Linked DNA regions of Mus musculus: region 2 is linked to region 1. The links are chromatin loops, found by intact Hi-C in ENCODE. Cell type or tissue: heart. All regions are shown on one strand.

Region 1 (8,000 bases):
TTTGCCCTTTTCTAAGCTGGAGCTTCCCACCTTGGACTCAGGGTTCTAAACATCACCTTTCAGAGAAAGATTTCTCAGTCTTTTAAGTCCTCTACTGTTCTCATGGCTATTCACCAGGCTTCTTTGTATATTCACTCCTCAGCTAATTACCTGTGTTATTGACTTTTTCACCTGCATCACTAGCACTCAGCACAATCATGAGACAAAACAAAAAACCAAAACCAAAAACAAAAATAAAAACAAAAAACACATAAAATCATCACATGAAAGAATAAAAGAAGCATTCTATTTCTTTTATTGTATTATTGCTCCCATATTAGCACATGTTGAGAAATGGGATTATAACTTCATGTATAAGTAAGCCCATATTTGTATGTGATAAAACGAAATATGTTTGTGTCATACCTCAACTCAAGGAAGACCCACTTGCTAGCTTTCTCTGGCTTTCTCTGGTTCTGTGCTCTTCTGTCTTCTTCTTCTTTGATTCATTACCACTTGGTTTTGTGTTGGTCTAGTTCATTGGTGTGCAATCAGCATCTGGCACAGAATAGGCTTTCAGCAGAAGCTGAGGGATTTATTACCTAATTAACCAGTTTCCTCTCAAGGAGGTTTGGGGAAGAATGGGTGAGGTTTTGCTAGTTTCCTGTCTTCATGGCAATCTTGATCTGTTAAGGAGAATCTTGTTTCTGAGGCACTTCAGTCCTCTGTTCCCTTTCTTCCTGGCTTCTCAATAGTATTTGGATGTTACTCATTAAGACCTGAATGTACTGTTTTTCTATACTTATTGTCACACATTCTAAATACTGTACACACAGTGATATAAACACCTACATATTCGTGTGTACATATGGTTGTCACTGAAGATGTTATTATAAAACATAAATCTGTATAAACCCATAAGTTTACCCCAATTGAAAACTTAAAATAATCCCAGCCTCGATCCCTGTGAAAGTCATCTAATTAATGTTTCTTAATCGATGTTTGCATGTTTGAAGGTTTCTTATGATTGATGTGTTAATACTGACATGTTATACATGAGTTTATAAATAGTGTAAGATTCACCATGGATTTTTAAATTTTTTTTATTAGATATTTTCTTCATTTACATTTCAAATGCTATCCCGAAAGTCCCCCATACCCTCCCCCCACCCCGCCCTGCTTCCCTACCCACCTACTTCCACTTCTTGGCCCCGGTGTTCCCCTGCACTGGGGCATAAAGTTTGCAATACCAAGGGGCCTCTCTTCCCAATGATGGCTGACTAGGCCATCTTCTGCTATATATGCAGTTAGAGTCTGATGAAGTCAACGGTGGATTCAAGATTAAAGGCAATGCCTCCCTCTCTCCCTGAATCTATCAGCAGCAAATGGTTCATTGGTGATGGTTAGGGCCTTAGTCTCTCCCAGCTAGCTGTTCATGGGCTCAACCTTGTGTCATTCTTGGCTTTAGCCAGAGAGTTCTTTCCACTGCACTGCAGTGCCTATGTAAGCTTCTGAGATCATTAGGTGCTCATGTCTAACCAAAACGTTTAGTCTGCCTTTCTGTAGCTCAGACAACTTGTAGAAGGCTCGATAGAATGCAAGACCTAAAGACGGGATAAGGTCTGCACTATGCTATTCTTACAAGCAGCTAGTACTAATGCAATCGTTTACTCTTATTCTCTCTCTCTCTCTCTCTCTCTCTCTCTCTCTCTCTCTCTCTCTCATTTCACTGATGCAATAAGTTATCTACATAGTAGAAACCATTGCACTGCTCTTCCCTCCAATTGGAATAACTTTCAAATCTTGTGAATTTCTTTAAATCTTCAGCACAGAGTAATGAATGATTCCTGCCCAGTGAGACCTTTCCTGATCACTCGGTTTTAACCAGCCTTTCCCACAGGTTACCCAATCGATCTTTCTTAATTTCTTCTTACCACTTAATAGCTAACCCTCAGGTATTCTTGTTTGAGTTTCTTTTTCATTTGTCTCACATGCCGTTCTCATGCTGGGAATGCAATGATCTTGAGAGCAGAACACAGCAATGTTGAGTTCCCAGTTTCCAGGCCTGTGCATGACTTGTGCTCCTTATTAAAAAAAAAAAAAGTACTGTTGAACCAACCAAAGTTTGGAACGGAACATTCCCAGTGGAGGATGAGAATAAATGTTAATCCTTTGTTCCATTTGTTGAGAACACTGGATCTAAGTATATGATGCCTTCCTTAATGTGAACAACCTTCAAACTTATGTCTGGCCACAGGGGACCTGAGTACTACAAAACCCTGGGATTTGAGGAATAAGAAATATTATGCTAAAGTTTCAGAGAAGGGTTTCTTATTTATACTAAGATGGTCTCTCTCTGTGTGTCTTTATGTTAGGCTACTATGATAGTTTCTACAATTACCAATTTCCCCCATGTATAGGTTGTTGATGATAATCTCTTCCTCTTTGCAAATGTGACAGAAATATTATGTGCTGCTTAGCCCTTTCTGAACATGACACAAGCTAGGGTCTTCTGAGAGTCAATCTTGATTGAGAAAATGCCTCCTCCATCAAGATGACCTGTATGTGGAAGGGCCCTGCCCATGGTCCATGGCATCACCCCTGCGCAGTTAACTCTGGGTTGTTTGCAAAATCAAATTGAGTAAGCTGTAGGGCATAAGCTAGTGAACAGCATGCTTCCATGAATGTCGTTTCAGTTCCTGCCTCCAGGTCTCTACCTTGAGTTGCTTCCCTGAATTCCCTTCGTGATGGAGTGTAACCTGCAAGAGGAAATAAACTCTTTTCTTTCCAACTTGATTGTGGTCATGGTTTTGTCACAGCAAACTAGGACACAAATGCCAACATATTATACTTGTGAATATTGCATGAGGCTTCTACATTTATCAGACTGGGCATGAGCATAGAAATGCCCATTAGACAATGGCCATGTATCATTTATACTTGTATCATTGTCTTCAACAAATACATACAAGTCACAACTACGTGTCTGAAACTATGCCTGAAAGCATGTAATGGTTAAACATGTTATACTATTCCTCTTTGATTAATGGCCCTAAAAATTATTACTATAGTCAATATCATCATACCAGAAATATCAAAATTTTAACTAGACGTTAAATAGGGCAATATGGAAGTATACAACTCCCTTTCTTTTATTTGAAACTGTTGAGTTTGTGATTGGATATATGGCTTAAAATATTCTATCTAGTTATAGAAAATATACTTTCCAAAACCAAAACATTACTTTTAAGTTGGAGAAACTATAAGGACAAATAATTCTGGTCCTAGAGATTAAAGCATGATCAGTGAGTATTTAGAGAAGACCAAACATGCCCAGAAAAGATAAAAAAACAAAAACAAAAACAAAAAAACCACCTTGAGAACAGACACCATATAGCACACTACAAGAAAATATTTAATAACTGAAATATGAGACAGTACATTATGAAGATTAAAATCTACACCGAAGAGAACACATTCATTATTTTAATTTTATCATCAATGTCCCTTCTCTGATTTCTTCACTTGAAAGTTTGTCTGTTCAGGTGAATTTCCTCATAATCATACTAATCAAAGAGGGAGACTCACTGAATTTTTCAAAAAAAAATTATTCGTGCATGTTGCACGGAATTTCCTCTTAAAGAAATTCCACCACAGAACTTTATGCTGTAAATTATACCATTATTATTTTAAACTTTATGCCTTCATATTTTAAATCAATTAAATGTAAAATTAGACTTCTGCTTCTTGCAACTTGTAGTGATACTCATTACGATGTGACCAGGCCCAGCTGAACTGCCTTGTAGGTGAAAGAAGTTATATATATATACACACACATATATATGTGTGTGTATATATATTATATATAATATATTATTCATTATATACTATATATTATATAGTATATATATATATATATAATTCTGAAGGCTATAGCATTTGTCACCTATATCTCAAATGATAATGACTTCTCTATAGTATTTGAATCATTTTTTATTATTTAAAGACTGTTTCAAAAAAGAATGTTGCACATAAAAGCATAATAGTGAGACACCAAGGAGGCGGGCATTATTAAGAATATTATGCTACGACTGTTGCTTCTCGATTACATTGAAAAATAGAGGAAATGGTTTTTCTGACAGGCACCGCTTGCCTGTTTCAGTGAACAATCCTTTGGTGACATCTAGTGGTCAAGCACAGATTTAGTTACACACATTTTCCAAAGCTTTGGGAAGTGCAGGCCCTAACAAGGAAATTTAATAATCTATGTGCTTCATCAAAATACCTCCAAAGTGGTTAAGAATAAATTGATAATAGAAAAAGAGAAAAAGCAGCATTTACAAAGCGTGTTGACAGTTTATTGTGAGAAACTTTTTAGGAGAAGTTTTAAATAACTTGTTCTTTAAAACTCTTTTTATCCTGATGCTTAAGTTGTATGACTATGCTTCAAGTCTAGATATAAAAATCTAAGAATAAGCTTGGTTCTGCCGTGCTCTTTCAAGCCAACTTGATTTTGTTGAATCCCCCTGAATAATATTTCCCAACTTACACAAATGTGCCAGTACCCACATTTTCTTATTTGAAATTACCAACAAACCATTTCCATACAATTAATGGCAGGAAACTATCTTGGTTTTATTCCCCATTTAAGGTATGTTTAACATAAAACTACTTGACCAGAAAATAAAATAAGATAAAATCTTTGAACATTAGCATCCTGCAAAAAACCAAAATTATCTATATTTTTAGCAAATTTATTCATTTAGTACTATGAACACCTTTTAGTCAAGAAAAGACTATGCTGGAGACTGCCAGAGCCTGTCTTCAAAGGTGCATATGCTAACAGAAATCAGGAGTGGTTTTCAAACATTGTTTAATCTCAAATTTATTTTCAGAAAGCTATTCTGACTGTATAAAGGCCAATCTATTTTATTTTTCTATGACTCTCCTATTTACTCTTTGGAATAAAAATCTATCAAGAAGCTGGCAGGGGTTGAGGGAGGTGACAGCTGGGTGTAAAAGTTATGTGGACATTACAAGTTGAGCTGGGTTTTTAATAATTATCCAGTTAATTTAATCACTTTAGGTGTTTAAGTACAAACACAATATTTCATAGTGTCATTTGTCTACATGCATGTGGCTGTGTTGATTAAATTCAATGTTTAATTTCCACTTTGCTTTGTTGAGTTTTTCCTGCACACCGACAGGCAACCAAGGGTATGTGATGATCTAAATGCTGTACCCTCTTGAGATAAAAATATTTTCTTTGTACTGGATAAACTCCACTGCAGCAATCATAGTTTTGTAAGGATCCATGGTTTGTGAAGAATGATACCCCACACTCAAATAGTATGCAACAGCAAAGCGTGTTTATTCCACTGTAAATCAAGATGGAGAATAGAGGTGTGGACTTTGCCAGGTCAATGTAAAGCCTTGTTAGGCGAGGAATAAGTGCCTTTCACCTCCTTTCCTGTGATTGGTTGACTCCATCCCCAAGGGATATATCTTTGTGATGGGTTAAGGCTCTGGGAGATTTGGAGGACCTCTGCTGATGAACTACACTTGGCTCAGGTGGGCTGGGGAGGCAGCTTGTTCAGCTCCTGGTTGGCTGTCCGTGAGGGGTGGTTGTTTGTTTGTTTGTTTGTTTTGTTTTTCCCTAGAATTGACTTGTTTTGGACTTTTCCAGATTTGAGAAACTTAGGCCTAGTCTCCCAAACTGCCAGCTTGCAGCCTGTCAGGGAGTCAGCCTGGCTCCACCCAACTCAATCCTCTCACTTTGTGAGCAGACAATATTTTGAAATGCAAGATCAAAAATTTAGGGTAAATTCCATTTATTCCAAAGTCTTTACTAAGCTCCTATGCATGCCAATTTTCATTTGTATTTTAAGTAATCCTTTAAAAGTCTGGATTTATGCAATGGCAACTTTCACTCTTATGTGGTTACTTTCTTCGTCTTACAGAATTTTTCTGTTTAAGACCAGCATGTATGTCTCTTGTTCAGGATTTTCTTCCTACTGAGATTGTCACAGACTTTGAATATTGATGACATTTATTAATGGGGTAAGTGGCTGTATAACTTTGTCTACATTTTTGTTCTCCAATACACTAAACGACACTTAGATCTTCTAACATCAAGTCTAAGTGTCTGTCTTTTACATTTTTCTCTTTCAAAGCTTTTATTACAATTACCTTCTAAGTATGTTGATCTTGCAGGAACTTCTCGAAATCTGGCCTCACCCTTTCAAGACACTGATTATTCTACGAAGAGTTAAGTTTCTGCATTTTTGTTGTTATTGTTGTTTGTTTGTTTGTTTTGTATTATTGAGGCTTCAGCATTCCATTAATTTAGCAGAAAGACTCTGGCTCAGGAGCAAAACCCAAAGTAACTCATCATCAAATCAGTTTGCAAATCTGGAGAGATTTTTTTCCTTCTTCTACCTAGTCAACCCACCCTTTTCACTGTAATGGAGCCGAGACTGTTTCAGAGATGCTCTTCCACAGGATAACTCTGTGCTGCTTAAGGACACACACATTCCAGCCATTAGGAGGAACAACTGCTATGGCCCTGAACTAGCAGAACAATTCAAGGACAAGCTACCTAGGTACTCAGTATTTTATGTTGAATGTATATTTGGCATTCCCAGTCTTAATATGAGGTACACATTTGAAAAGTAAAACAGAAAAGGCGTGAATATAAACTCAGTTATAAATACAGTCCATGTCATTAAACACGGTCTGTTTGAAAACATTCACAGAATATAGGTAGTGATTTATTTGTTTGCCTTGGTGGGCATGGAAATTCCTCTTTGCTAAACAATCTCATTTGAATTCTTTGTGTGCAGTAAAGTCTAAGCACTGGGGAAAACATTTTCCTTCCTATAACTCGATGTGGTTTGCATTAGTCCGTAATAAATATATTATGATATCCTATATACCTCCATTTACAAATCATTGTGTAGCTTCCTGCCAACCACCGCCAAAATCAACACACAGGTTGTTTCCCACGAGGTGAGTAAATGTGTATCTTTTAAAATTAAATCATTAACTTTTTAAAAAATTAATCATCTTACCTTGCTCACTAACCCAGACATGGATGGTACTGACCTCCCCGTAAGCAGTTTTGAAGGGTATTCAAAGAGATTGTGTCCTTTTCAAATCAGTTAAAATACGTTCATTTTGAACCTATTGGACTCAGAGTTGCTAAAAGGGAAACATCACAAAAATATTCAAGCCAGGATAAGAAAATGGTATCACTACTTGTTTATATCAAGGTACCTAACAAAGCATTGTATTTGCTTGGTAAAATACCAATTTCTTTCCTTGCAAGGTAGGAATGCTAGCAAAGTTTTAGTTATATATTACTGACATCAAATGGAGATGCCAATTAAACCACGTTTATTCACGTTAAAGAAATACAAACACATCACAGTATTGCCAAGAAGTCTTTTAATGTTGCATATTATATCTGTTTTAATAATTAAAAAGGAGGTCGATAAATATTGGTATGGTAAATAAGAACACATGCAAACGAATATTTTTCTCTCAAGTCATGAATGCCTAGGACAATAAATAATTTTTCATACAATGTTAATGTTGTCCAGCACGGCTGAGTGGATTCTTTTTCAAACACAGTTTTAACAACAGTTAAGAATCATATTGAAAGGGGGACTTGTGTGTGTGTGTGTGTGTGTGTGTGTTGTACTCACAGGGGGAGGATTTTGTGTGAAGCATATGGATATCCTGGTCTACCAGATCTATGCTTATTTCCTGAGACAAGGTTTCTTACTGCCCCTATAGCTACATTGGTAGCCAGCCACCTACAATCCTCTTATCTCCAGACTATGGCCACTTGTGTACTCACATTCAACTTTCTATGTGGGTGCTGAACTAAATCCTAACGCAAAGCAAGTACTTTCTCTCTCAGTAAGTCCCACCACTCCTAAGCCATTTGGTGAAAGATTTTAACTGCAGAGCACAGACCTAACTCATGTTGGATACCTACGAAGACTGTGCCTACCAAT
Region 2 (8,000 bases), 550 kb before region 1:
GGAACAGGGTGGTAGGAATTTAGACAGCATAGCCATGTTTGATATGAGCAGAAGACAGCATAACTCTATTGCACAGACTATGTTAAAAGACTGTAGGCTTGATGCTTTAGTCATTAGAATGTCTGGGAGGAAACTTGGCTGGGGGCTTGGAGTGGGGGATCTGATGGCACTCTGCTCCAAGACCTGACCCTCCCTGTTAGTATCTGTAGAGAGTCTGTCTTCTCACTAGTCACTCACAGTCTGAAGTTCACTGTATAGTGGTCGACGACACGAACAAAACTATTGACACATGTGGTTTTCTTTAAAGTCTTGAGGAAAACATATAACCTATAAGTATAATAGATAACTTAGTTTACTTGTATGCATTTAATAAATGTAAGTGCAAAGTACAGTATCGATTCTAACATCAGATAAGATATGCACCATTTCCCCCAAGTATTGGGTACATAAGTACCATCCTAGACCAATGCACTGAAAATACATGAAGCAGTTAAGGGTGGGTACGCTTCGAGGGCTAAAAACACGTTGAATTTGTCCATCTGTAAATCTAGGTGGGTGGATAAATACAGTTTAAGTTAAAATGATTGGTGAAAGCTCAATAAACGAACCTTTAAAGAACTGACTAAAATGACAAAGACCAAGTACTCAGAAAAATAAAGGTGACTCCAAAGGTTAACTCATGAAATGATAAGGTCCCTGGTGTTGTAGACGCATGGCATGAGATTGAATGAAACTGTTTGAGAAGGCCTACAACTCAAAAGAAAGTATTCCTAGTATTCTATGTATTTCTAGAACACTCTAGAATGAGCTATACGTAACTGTAGTAAGCACCATTCTTTTTATAAAGTCCAGTTTTCTAGAGTTTAACTGTTCTGCGCCTCTAGGATCTTCCTGAGCACAGGAGGATGTAACTGTTTGGAATTTTCTACAGGGACTTCTGGTTTCCAAAAGGGGCTAACATTTAAAAAATCTGAGTGAATTTGTTATATATCTAGATAGATAAAAGCTATTAACAATGACTTCCCACGGCTCTACCCCTTTTCAGTCACAAAAAAAAAGCAATATTCCTTTCAACTGATTCAGTTTTCCCCTGAAATTAACACTTAATTTGCTGAACTTATTAAGCTCCCCTAATAGCATTCTCTCATTAACGCACAAACAAACTTCATTTTCAAGAAGTATGAACTGGAAAATGCTTCGGACTTATGGACTTGTGGACAGGCCCACAATCGCATTACTTGTTTATATTTTCAATTGCATAAAATTTTATTTAAAATTCATCATAAATACTAAGAAACTAAACTAAACAATATGCCTTATTTCAAAGTTGGCTTCAAGCTGTCAAAAGGATTTTTCCCCTTTATGTCATTTGAAGCTCAAACATCAAATGTAACTTTCAACATCATCTCTCTTATCTTTCACTACACACATTATTCTGAGGATGAAGATTCCCACAGCACTGATGGGCATATTTTTGTTTTCACATGCCAGTACAATAGGTGGAAATTTATCTCACAGCAACAAGACAGCTGGTCCCGACTCATAGCAGACAGCAATGGATCAACGTGCAACTTCCTAAAGTGGGCTGCTTCTAAAATGTCCACAGACAACCCACACCTATGTTCTAGGAGCCGTGGAGCCTTCTAGAAACCATCTGGGGCTTGTTCTAGTGAGACAACCTTCTGCCTTTTGCTGTTCTCTGTGTACTTATTTGTCTCGTGTTATTTTCATCTCCTCTTCCTTCCTATAAATGGAGCCCTGCTCTTTTCTTTCCTGTCTCAATTTCTTGACTGTTTTCTTTAGCATGTGCAAGCATCTGTTTGTGAGCCCATGCCAGATGGATACAATTCATTATTGGGAAAATCTGAGGAAAAATAAAATCAAGGATCTTTTTACACAGGCAGGGGACGAGAGAAGGGTGGGGCTGGAAAAGTAGACACCGGTCAGGAGTATTCTGAAGCCACTCAGGGTTCCACTAGACGAGAGGCACTGTATAAACCCAGGATGAGGCTGGCCTTTAGCAGTGCAAGGAGATACACTTCACTTGCCATCCCGCCACCAATTGTATGTAAAATCGGTCAAAATCAGCAAGGAGCCTGGTTGTTATGGAGATATTCACTTAACACAATACATCAACGCCTATACGGTCTTAGCGAGCTTTGAGCTTCGTGATTATCTCAGTGACCATGTAATTAAATAAGAAAAAGGGCTGGGAAAAAACAATGGAAACACTGGAAGCCCAGTTGACCTGCAAGAGCTAGGTTGTTGCTCTTCTTGTAAAAGAAGCTCCCTGCTCCCATGGGTAGAGCTTCATAAACACCATGCAAATTATGATGACTGACCTGTTGTGTTTCAAGTCTTCTGTTGCTTTGCATGTCTTCTATAACTACTACAATCCCCATTTATAGCTAAAGTAACCTAGTCTTAAAATAGTACAAAGATTTAGTGGCCTAGATAGATCTTATAAAAAAACAACTTTAAAGCACACCTGTCAACTCCAAATGAGATTTTTTTTTTTGGATTCTACATCTGCTATTTTTTCCCATATAATATGCTGATTCTTCAAAAATGTCTAGCCAGTCTACACTGAAGGACGGTCCTATCATGGTTCAGATTTTAATGTATTTTTCAGGAAACATTAATATACAGTCTCTTCTATCATAAGGAGCTATTTCCCAACAGTTCCTGGAGATAGTACTTGAGAGTCACTGATATTAGTGAATGCTGAGGTTTTCTGTGAAGACCTAAGGAAACACCCGTGTTGTATCAAAACTATCCCCTCCCCACGTGCTGAGCTTTGAGGTTTGGGGAGACTAAAGCCACAGAGTCATATCATCTCCCTGACGCCCACCTTTCTTAAATACACGGGGATCTTAATGGTTATGGACTCCTGCTCAGCACAAATGAGCAACTGAACCATAGACAAATGCAGTGAAGAGCACTGGTCTGAAATGCACTTTGTGAGGAGCAATGTTCAAAGCACGCCCCCTGTAGGTACCTTTGGCCTGGGTGTTCCAGGGCTGAAGGGAACTCAGATCTTCACACCTTTAGGCAGTGCTCTCGCCATGTTGAGTGATAAGTTTTCATGCCAAGCATGCTTGAGCTAGCACTGCTCTTTAAGGCTTGCCAGTAACCCTTCTAGTCATGAAAATAACAAGAGATAGATCAAATAACAGGTCTTTCAAATTTTAAAGACACTGCATTCCTCTTCATGGGAACACAGCGTGACCAAGTTTATTTAGCTGAGATAGAAAATAGTTTGAGATGCTCTGAGTAGATTGAGTGCTGTGTTTCAGCACTGCAAACTGTCAAGCTGGTAATTTTAATAGAAACAAAGGATACAATTCTAAGATTTTCCCACTGTTCCTGGAACCGAGAACCAATTCCTTCACGTTACTTCATCTCAAAGATTTCCTTTTGGAAAAAGAGCAATTCTGGTTTCCCTTAAGTTGCCTTATTTACCACTACTTTGTTTGTTTGTTTTTTGTTTTTGTTTTTGGAGACAGGGTTTCTCTGTAGTCTTGGCTGTCCTGGAACTCACTCTGTAGACCAGGCTGGCCTTGAATTTAGAAATCCACCTGCCTCTGCCTCCCAAGTGCTGGGATTAAAGGCGTTCGACACCACGCCCGGCTTATTTACCACTACTTAATGTTCTGTCTCATGTTATCAGTATGTATGTCTGAGATAAAAACATGACATTTTACAGAGTAGAGAAGCTCACATATCAGAATTTAACTGATAATAACAGAAGATTTCCCTGTTCTCCATCTCAAGTCCACCTGTCTTAGGAAGGTGAAGTGCCCTGGAATGCTGTGCTCTGTCTATTCTGCTGCACTATATTCAGTTTACAAGTTAAGAGATTAGATCATTTAACCCATTTTTCTTTTTGTGCAACTTTAATGATTCACTGAATTTCACACTGAGCTTTTGAACACTTATAATCCAATGATGAAACAAGCTCCAAAAATTTAAAACAAACAAATAAACAAACAAACGAACCAGGGCCTAAGGAACAAATCATTCATTTACAAGGTAAAGTGAAGAAACACACAGCCTCAGCCACAAAGTTCACTGGTAGAGGGAGGGGAAGTGGACGCTGCTTCCAAAGATAAGCTGGAGGCAGCCACAGCAGCTTTACCCCCAGGCCACAGCTGCCTCACATCCCACTACTGCTGTTCTAGAAAGAGAGAGTAACTTCTCCAGTCTGTGGGTCAGAGGCCAACAGAAATCCCGTTTTGTCAGGATAAACTACTTGGAAGACAATGGCCCCGGTACCATTGAACTAACCACCACTGTTGACATCTGAGCTAGCTCAGAGCTTGACATCAGCTAGCACCCACCGGTCAGAGAGCCTCAGTTTAGCCTACCACAAGCCCCTGCTGAAAGACTCAGAGATACAGTTGTTGAGAGCAAGAGGGTCGGACACTGCTAAATGAAAGGATGCAGAAGGCAGGGGTTGGGCTCAAGCTGAGAAGTGCCTTAACAGAGAGAGTCTTGTCTTCTGCAGCTAAAACCACCTCTTATCAGCAGAACTTACTCACTGAGTTCAACAGCCCTGAACTTGAAGCCAAAGAGTCATTTACAATCGTGAGCTGCTAGCCATGCTTCACTGCTATGGACCCAAGAACTCTTAATTCCCAGTACTGTCTGACTTCACAGTGGCATCCCTCCAGAGGCACGATCGATGGCATCTTGAAGGTAGGAGGTCCTTTGATTTTACCTGTCTCTCTCTGTCTCATACTCTCAATGTGACAGGACACAAACTTTAGGTGAATGTTCCCAACCAGGTAAAGGGTATTCTCCCAGGACTCTTCAGGAGAGAGGGGAGAGCTAAGTGTGGCATACAAAGTCCCTGGCACACATACAAAAAGAAAAAAAAAAGTTACCGTGGAAACAGCTCTGGCAGACATCAGGAACTTTTCAACACAGACTCAACAACAGTACAAGCCATAGGAAAAACAGAAGCTCAGTGTTCAGCTGCTCCTGACACCCCACCCCACATACAGACATAGCAGATCTTACTTGAGAAATCAGAAAGAAGGTGATGGAACACTTCACTGACTTCACATGGGTTCTTGTTCTGGTTTGTTTTGTTTCTTAAGCGACACAACTAGCAAGTCTCTTATTTTGTTTCAAATAAAATAGGCAATTTGGCAATATGATACTTGTATAGAAAGCACATTTGTAATCAGTGCAGTGTAATAGTGTTAGAGTTTAAATTTTTTGTTTATTTGTTTGACAGGGTTTCTCTATGTAGCCCTGGCTGTCCTGGAACTCACTTTGTAGACCAGGCTGGCCTCGAACTCAGAAATCTGCCTGCTTCTGCCTCCCCAGTGCTGGGATTAAAGGCATGTGCCACCACTGCTCGGTTACAGTTTAAAATTTTAAAATATTTTTATTTACTACCTTTAACATATTCATCTAACCTTTGTTTATGCATTTTCCTCCTTTTGGGGCAATAATCTTCTTTAGTTTCTTTTTATTCTGCTTGTCTGTGTTTCCCTCTTCCTAGTCCAATATATGCTGTCTTATTCTGACTTCACTTTATGATTTTTTTCTCTTAAATTCTCATGTTGTATTATTGCTACCATCATCACATTTAACTGATTTTGTGAATACTCCCATTTGTTTGTTATTTTGTTTTGAGATGCTCTCATGTAGCCCATGTTAGCCTGGCACTTGCAAGGAAGACATATTGGACAGAGGAAGCTGAGATAACATTAACTCGCAGAAAGTCTCCTGCAGCTATAGCCACTTAATTTTTGACAAAGATACTAAACACACACACACACACACACACACACACACACTTGAAAAATACTGCTTATTTGTTTGTTTGTTTGTTTTTTTTGACACAAATGGTGTTGGGTCATCTACAACTCAACTGTGTTTTTAAGTGTAGAATGAAGCTAAAATTGTATTTGTTACCCTACACAAAAGCTACAAGTTTTTAAAAAAATCAAAGACCTGAACATAAGGACTGTTTATTGGACACTGCTTGAGGAAATCATAGGGAAAAGTTCACAGGATACAGTTAAGGATTTTCTGAACAGTCATGCTGTAGCACAGGAAAGAATCTCATGGGTTGCCCCCTGGGATGACGTGGAATTGGAGAACACCTGCACAGCAAAGAGAACAATCACCAGTAGGAAGAGATGGTCTGCAGTAACGGAGGAGATCTCTTCCAACCATCTATTACTTGGGGATTAGTATCTAGGATATATAAAGAGCTCAAAATATTTAGCAACCCCCATCATCCAATCAATAGATGGGCTGATGAGATTAAAATGAGAAATACAAAGGCAAGTAAGTTGAAAAAATATTCAATATCCACGTCATCAGGTTTAATGGCTATTCCTGGTTGTCAACTTGACTCTATCTGGAACGAACTACAATCCAGAATTGGAGGGCTCACCTGTGATCCAGATCTTGAGGCTGGAAGATACAAGTTTTTGACCTGGATCTTTGCATGGAGATCTTGAGGCATAGAGGCCTTGAAAAGCTTAGGCCCAGGCAAGGTAGCACATATCTTATTTCCCTTGAGACTGAGGCAAGGAGATCTCTGAGTTCAAGGTCAGCCTGGGACAAAACAAGTCCCAGATCCAGGTATGGTTGCACACACCTGTAATCTGGGCCACACCTTCTGCTGGAAGCCTATATAAGGACATTGAAAGAAGAAATATTCACTCATCTTCATCTACTTGCACTCAGTAGCCAGAACAAGTGTTGAAACCTACTTTTACAGAAGACCAGCTGAAACAACCAGACTTTTCAGTCTGAGCAACTACTAGATTCTTGGACTTCCTATTTATAGCTGACCATTGTTGGGTTAGTTGGACTACAGACTGTAAGTCATCACCGTAAATTCTCTCAATATAGAGACATTTCTTAAGTTCTGTGACTCTCGAGAATCCTGACTAATACATCAGGTGAATGCAAATGAAAACTTTGACATTTCATTTAACTCAGTTCTGATGATTATCATGAAGAAACACATCAATGCAAGTGCTAGAAAAAGATGTGGGAAAAGGAAACCATATTTGTACTGAGGATATAACTATGAATTGGTCCAGCCACTATGGAAATCCCATAGAGTTCCCTCAAAAAACTGAAATACAATCCATTCATACTGCTTTTGTGAGTATACCTGAAGGATTCTAAGACAATACACTGCAGGGTACTTGCACATCTGTGTCTATTCCAGCACAAGTTACAACAGCCAGTTGTGGAACTGGTCTAGATGTCCTTCAACAATGGATAAGCAAATGTGGTTTGTGTACACAGCAGGATTTTATGAAGCCACAAAGAAAAGCATAATCTTGACGTTTGGAAGGAAGTGAATGCAAGTGAAAATCACCATGTTAAGCAAAATAAACCAGGCTTATAAATATTGCCTGTTTTTCTCTGACATGAAACAAAGTTTAAAAGTGTGTGTGTGTGTGTGTGTGTGTGTGTGTGTGTGTGTGTGTGTGTAGTTATTGCTGTGTATGTAGTTCATAAGTCTAGAAAGGAGATCATGAGAGAAGTAAGAGATCTTAAGGAAGTTGGGAATTCATGAAGTTAAAGAATGTAATGTAATATGAGAGCAGATGTTAGGACTAATCCAAGAAAAGATAGGGATAATGGGTGAGAAGAGTTTCTAAAAGGAAATGAATAAGAATAAAAGTACCTGATACATGTCAATGAAGATTCCATTGTGAAACCCATTACATTTCATGTTAATCTAAACAAAGATGATAAAAAACATACTTTGATGAATTAAAATATATTTTTAGCTGCCAAGACTAGTCTGCACAGGCTCCAGACATCCGGGCACCTTCCCTGCCAGAGGAGAGGTGTCCACACCGCCCGGGAGAGTTTTGCCAGAGCATCTGCAGGAGCCATCTTCATTCCCAGATCCCGCCAAGACAGGTGAGAGTGTGGACTACAGAAGCTAACAGCTTCTGGGACAGGCAGGAGCCACAGAGCTTCTAAGGCAGGCCCCTTTTCAGGCTCCAGAC

The links. Peaks named below come from ENCODE experiments on the same cell type or tissue, not always from the same donor. Only the 100,000 strongest peaks of a DNase experiment are listed, where the experiment ranks them.
Region 2: it touches region 1 in a loop (16-fold over the local background); 21 of 42 quality-filtered maps call a loop at or near these places.

The regions. Positions count from the first base shown.
Region 1 is chr3:125,845,513-125,853,512 of GRCm38, reverse strand. No RefSeq gene overlaps it. Among named protein-coding and RNA genes, the nearest start is that of Gm40145, 50 kb to the left of the region's middle. In heart, a CTCF peak has its summit at 4,164 (motif pointing left); no DNase peak of the experiment used is centred here.
Region 2 is chr3:126,394,584-126,402,583 of GRCm38, reverse strand. All of the region lies in intron 1 of Arsj (arylsulfatase J), which reads right to left. It overlaps Gm35351 (a long non-coding RNA gene), which reads left to right. Exons shown (of 3, transcript XR_376048.3): 2 at 4,508-4,698. Among named protein-coding and RNA genes, the nearest start is that of Gm35351, 8.6 kb to the left of the region's middle. In heart, no CTCF peak of the experiment used is centred here; no DNase peak of the experiment used is centred here; H3K27ac peaks cover 670 bases.